2 separate regions of the Homo sapiens genome follow, and region 1 is linked to region 2. A link is a loop called in an ENCODE intact Hi-C map of the cell type or tissue named here. Cell type or tissue: natural killer cell. All regions are shown on one strand. Links, peaks and the distances in the headings refer to the core of each region. The heading gives the core; the rest is flanking DNA.

What was found. Peaks named below come from ENCODE experiments on the same cell type or tissue, not always from the same donor. Only the 100,000 strongest peaks of a DNase experiment are listed, where the experiment ranks them.
Region 1: a loop joins it to region 2, with 4 times the contacts of the local background. A loop is called at or near these places in 3 of 110 quality-filtered maps.

The regions. Positions count from the first base shown.
Region 1 is chr7:142,834,236-142,837,149 of GRCh38, forward strand. No RefSeq gene overlaps it. Among named protein-coding and RNA genes, the nearest start is that of EPHB6, 19 kb to the right of the region's middle. In natural killer cell, for the core only: no CTCF peak of the experiment used is centred there; a DNase peak (open chromatin) is centred at 1,446.
Region 2 is chr7:142,773,685-142,776,598 of GRCh38, forward strand. PRSS2 (serine protease 2) reads left to right here. Exons shown (of 5, transcript NM_002770.4): 4 at 235-371; 5 at 672-876. The coding sequence ends at 824. It also overlaps TRB. Among named protein-coding and RNA genes, the nearest start is that of PRSS2, 4.2 kb to the left of the region's middle. In natural killer cell, for the core only: no CTCF peak of the experiment used is centred there; no DNase peak of the experiment used is centred there.

The sequences.
Region 1 (2,914 bases), core at 186-2,685, 61 kb after region 2:
TTATTCATCTGTTTATCTATACCTCTATAGTACACCTTTTATATTATCTAATTAGATCACAATGACATCCTCTTAACTATCTAAGAGGATGAATGTAAAATTTAAAAATTAGGCCCAAAAATTATAGAATAATGGAGAACTTGAGTTGAATAAGTGGATTGATTTTCCAGATGTGCCCCTGCTTTGACCTTTTGTGTGACCTTAAGATCTTTGGGATAAAATATTGACTACAAGGAAGATTTTATATTAAGAGCCTTATTCTTTTTCCTCTTCTCTTCTTTCTCCCTCTGATTTTCATGTCCTGCAGTTCACCCTAGCCAGTTAAATAAAGCCATCACCAATCCACAGAACTATCCTCTTCACTCCCATATTGAACAATGGGGTGTCACCTCCCCTGGGAAGGGGGACAGAGTTTGTTGGGATAGCCATAATAGATAATTATTTCGTTTACTTATCCCTTCTAACTAAGCCTCAATGCTCCCACATAATTATATCACTATTCATCAGATTCACTCTTAATTGGCTGTGTACCTCTAAGCAATATTCACACTTCATATATCCTTACATCTTTATTCTTTGATCCTTTAAAAATCCATAGTATCTCTTGACTCTTCACTTCACAATATGATGATATTGGTATCCTCAAACTTTCCTTTGTTTCTTTTATTTCCTTCCATGCAATACATTTGTCATCTGCACTTTTACTTTCACATTGTCAAGGCTGATAATATTTACATTCTATTAAGTAGCATAATCAAGTATTTTCATGCCTTGTCTATAAGTTGATTCTAAAAGTTGAAACAAATTGTGTTTACATTATTAGGACTTCATAAATAACTGTTCAGCACAAGGTCATACAGATATAATTACAGTTACTCTCTTTTATAATTTGATTTTTTTCCCCTGGAATAAAGTTCTGCTTTTCTTAAAACAGTTGACTTTATCATATCCTCAATTTACTTTTTACGCTATCTACCAAGTAAAATATTCTGCCGTGGCAAAAACCTGCTATTTGTCCCTCCAGTATCTGTTCTCCAATTTCTGCTCTAATAAACCAAAATTAAATTTAGCTTGGAGAGGGACATTCGGGATAAAAAAATGATAAAACTTTTTTTCAGATTTGCTTATATTCAGGTGCAGTCATTGACTTAGTTCTGATGAAGGAATGTAAGGTTCAGTGTTGTGTGCAACTTTCACTAAGAGTCCTAAAAAGAATCTTTTAGTACTGTGTGTCCATTCTTTTTCCCTTCCTCTATTCCGCTTTCTGGTATCTTAGAGGGATAGCTTGCACTCAACCTTGGGCTACTATTAGTACTTCAAGGGGAGCAAAGCAGACCATTGTTCTGGGTCCTAGATTTTGATGTAGCTGCTGCAGCTACTTGAAGTACTTACACTCAGGCTTTTATGTGAACGGAAAATAAACTTCCACCTTGCCAAAACTGCCCTGCAGCCTTCGTAATGGCTCAAGACTGCCTCACTCTGGGCTTCTTTCATGAGAAAAAACAAAACAAAACAAAACAAAACAAAACAAAACAAAGAAAACTTTTTTAGGGGGAGGTTGTTTGAGCTACAGTTATTTAACATCTCTTCCTAGCAGAAAAATTATAACCTAACTGACATAAACTCAGAAAGAATATCATTGTTTTGAACAAGTGCTTGACTCATTTACTTCATAAAGCAATACATGGAGGATGTTCAGAGTTTATTCTGGGTCACAGATGTAGGAAACTAAGTAAGACACAAGGACAGCTGGAGTGAGTCTAGTGAAACATATTCCTAATCAAATGAATTTTAGACTGGACGTCAATGGAAAACTATGGCTTCATTTAACTGGCTAGGGTGGACTTCAGGACACAAAAATCAGAGGAAGAAAGAAGAAAGGAGGAAAAAAATAAGGCTTTTAATATAAAATTATCCATGTAGTCAATATTTTATCCCAAAGATCTTGAGGTCACAGAAAAGGTCAAAATGGAGGCACAGCTGAATCAATCCACTTATTCAACCCAAGTTCTCCATTTTCCTCCAATTTCTGGACCTAATTTTTTAATTTTACTTTCACCTTTCCATATCCAAGATTATCCCTTTACCCACAATATCACCCTACTTCTGCTCACTTTATTCTTTTCAAAGCTCTGTCCTTCCTCCCTGCCAGCTTGAGATAAAAATCCTCAGAGCTCTTGAGTAGACCAGAAATCTGGCCTCTGTGTACCTTTGTCATATTCATATATAGACACAGTGGGAGTGGGGGGTGAGTAGAAAATCACTTAGCCACAGTGATGGTGTACAGGAAAGAGAGGACAGCAGTCTTATGGATAAATTGCTTACACGCAGATGCTCAGCTGAATCTGTAATGAAAAGGAAATCTGAATGCTTGGCCAAGGAGAAGTAAATTCCCTGAGGTCAATCCTTTGTTGTTCTCTTTGATCTTCAGTAATGGGTCAATCAGACCACCTGCCCCGAAGCTTAGATGCTGTCCACATGATTTGCTTGCTGTCACTGTGTCCTAGCCAGAGTCTTGGGATTTAGGTTACTCTCGCATTTAAGAGGCCTTTATTGGGAGAAAGGATAATAATACTTAACAATTATATTCTACTTATATGCCACTTCTGTGTATTTTTACATATATTATCTAATATAATCCTCCCAACCAACCTGAGATACAGGCAGGTGGTTCATTTTAAAAATAATTTATCATTTTAAAAATAAAATGTACTGTATATTTAGTTTATGATAGGCATGTATGAAGTATATGTTTAATCTTTACAACAGCCCAAGACTTAGACCATGTTTTACAGTTGAGTCAACCAGGGCACCCAGTTAGTAAGTGCTACTGGTATATAAATAAATTGTTAATGATTTTTTAAAATGCTAATGCCTACTGCTGATGGCCTGTGAGACAGTAGGGTGTGTATTT
Region 2 (2,914 bases), core at 97-2,596:
TGTGGCTCCTAAAATCAAAAGACAGGACAAATGGAGAACTTGCTATGATCACTTCGTGGGAGAGGTTCAACAATGATCATTCTGGGAACTAAAAGCCAGAGTCCCTTGCCAGGACTTATGTTTTGGAGTCCTCTCCAGGGGCAGTGTTCCTCTTCAATGTTCCATCCTAGACTATTGTCTCTTTCTCTGGCCTAACCCACATTTCTTTCTTTGTTCTCTTCCTGATCCTCACAGCCGACTACCCAGACGAGCTGCAGTGCCTGGATGCTCCTGTGCTGAGCCAGGCTGAGTGTGAAGCCTCCTACCCTGGAAAGATTACCAACAACATGTTCTGTGTGGGCTTCCTCGAGGGAGGCAAGGATTCCTGCCAGGTGATTTGACCCCTTCCCATGCTGAGGCTCCCACTGATAACCAGGCCCCACCAGGGAAAATGATTTGAACTCCCAAGGTGGCGGGGCTGAGGAGGCTCCCTGCAGTGCCCCATGGAGAAGTGAGGAAGACTCCTTTGGGCTGCATCCTGTCTGCTTAGGAAGAACAGAGAATGGGCCACCGTGAGAAGGACGTGGAGCCACAGAGCTGGCTGGAAAGGGCTCTTTTAAGGTTCAGAGCAAATGTAGGTGTATTCCTCCTCCATCTCTCTCTTCATACAACTTGTCCCTTCTTCCCCCCAGGGTGATTCTGGTGGCCCTGTGGTCTCCAATGGAGAGCTCCAAGGAATTGTCTCCTGGGGCTATGGCTGTGCCCAGAAGAACAGGCCTGGAGTCTACACCAAGGTCTACAACTATGTGGACTGGATTAAGGACACCATAGCTGCCAACAGCTAAAGCCCCTGGTCCCTCTGCAGTCTCTATACCAATAAAGTGACCCTGCTCTCACTGTCTGTGTCTGTGCCTCCTCCTTCACACTCCTTCACATTGGAAAGCATCCTCCAACCTCAGGTCAGACAGGGCTCTCCCCCTTAAACATAAGAAGAGCCTCCAGCTCCCAAATGTGTTCCATGGTACACTAGATTAACACATACAAAGAGGTGGAATCCAAAAATAAGAAGCTTGGGAGAAAGGGGGGCACTGTTTTCTAGAGAAACGTGTGTTTCAGAAAGGTGGTCTTCGGCAGGGGCTATTGTTTTATTTGGGCTTCTCAGAGTGGTTAGAGCTACTCTGCCTTCAGAACAATCACAGTACAGAAAATGTGTCAGCATCTTCGAGGTGGCCCAAAATATTTGACCAGCTGAAACTTCTTGCTAAAATACAACAATAATTACAAATGCTGCTGGTGATGACGTGACTCTCCCAGGAATGTGTCGGCACCAAACCCTCGACCAAGCCCTCCCTTCTCATTCGCCTGGAAAATCAGACTCAAATAAATCTTCCTGGCCCTCCGACTCTTCCCTTAATTCCCTAGTTCCATCTCTGTGAGCAGGCTAGAGAGATGTTCCACCTACCACAGCGGGAGCCAGACTGCGACTTGGGAATCAAGCCCAGCTCTTCATGCTGCATTTTTATCTTCTTTGCCTTTGGGGTAGGATGCCACAGTGAATCCCACAGCTAACACCAGCTCCTCACTCTGACCAGGGAAAGAAACTACAGAGGGTCAGGATTCACCCATTTGATCAATTAACTGAGAAAGGATTCATTTTCATAAAACTTGCTTGACTTTGAGACACTTCAAGTGAGTTATTTGGGATTCTTTAAAAAAGGTGGAAGGAAAGATCTGAGGACTGTGACACAACCAGCCACTCTGACCACACATTGACTGGCTTGCACCCACTGGACACAGCAGAGGGAGGCAGGCTTCATGGCACTTGCGGCACCTGCCAAAGCCTCCTTCTGGCAATTCTGAGAGGGCCTAAGTTGGGGCCGTAGCTCATCCAAGCTTGTCACCCAAGATCCAAGCAAGCTTCTCTTTGAAATTCCACCTTCACCTTCTGTCCCAAGTGGTTGTGGACATCCCTGGGAGCTGGCGCTAAGGGCCAGGAGCAGCCAAGGGAGACAGACAAGTTCAGAGCACATTTCCAGTTACAGGGAACAGAGCACAGGCCTCCAAGTGTCCATGGAGCAGCGTGCAAATTGCAGGGATGAGTAGAGTAAAACCTCTACATGCAGCACAGCATTCCTGGCAAACACAGGGGACCACAGTACACATGCTGTGGAATACACCCAAGTATGCATCAGACACTTGTTTGGTAAACAGTAAATGTGTAAGATCAATTACCTTGAGAGGGCCATCTGTGCTCCAGACATGTGGTTTGTGTGAGGAGACGGCTACCACTCACTATCTTCAGAGGAAAACAGGGCTCAGGGCTTGCACACAATGGACAGATACACATGGGTCACCCAAAACGTCACTGCATACAAACATCACTTTGTTCAACATGGATTTTGTTTTTATGGAGTCCAAATGCAGACCCTAGTTCACCTTACAGCCTTGGGTTTGTCTGCTTTGGGAGATATATATCCAGTTGATAGACAGACAAGACAGATACATTTTTTCCCTTTCTTACCACAATGTCAATGCCTCATCTGAATATCATCATTACTCAAGAGTCAAGGGAAGAACCAAACGCTTCATATAAACAGGGCTGGGCTGGGCTAGATGGGGAGTGTTAGTTTCCAGTGTTTTCTGTCTCCATTCAGATCATTCCTATCAAAGCCCAGCTGGTCACCTCAAGCCAAGACACAGACATAAGGATCCCAATGGCCTTCCAGATGGCTGCTTCCACCTCCCATCTTGGCCACTAAGACTCTTTACACAGGAAAGTGAGTCACCCCAGTGAGAAGGGTTGCCAGCGGAAATAGGGCATGAAAATCACAGATAACCATGGGATTTCTTCCAAGTGGTCAGTGTAAAATAAACCACCACCACCACCACCGAAAACACAAAAGAAGCAAAAAAAGTGCTTATTCAAAATCCAAGA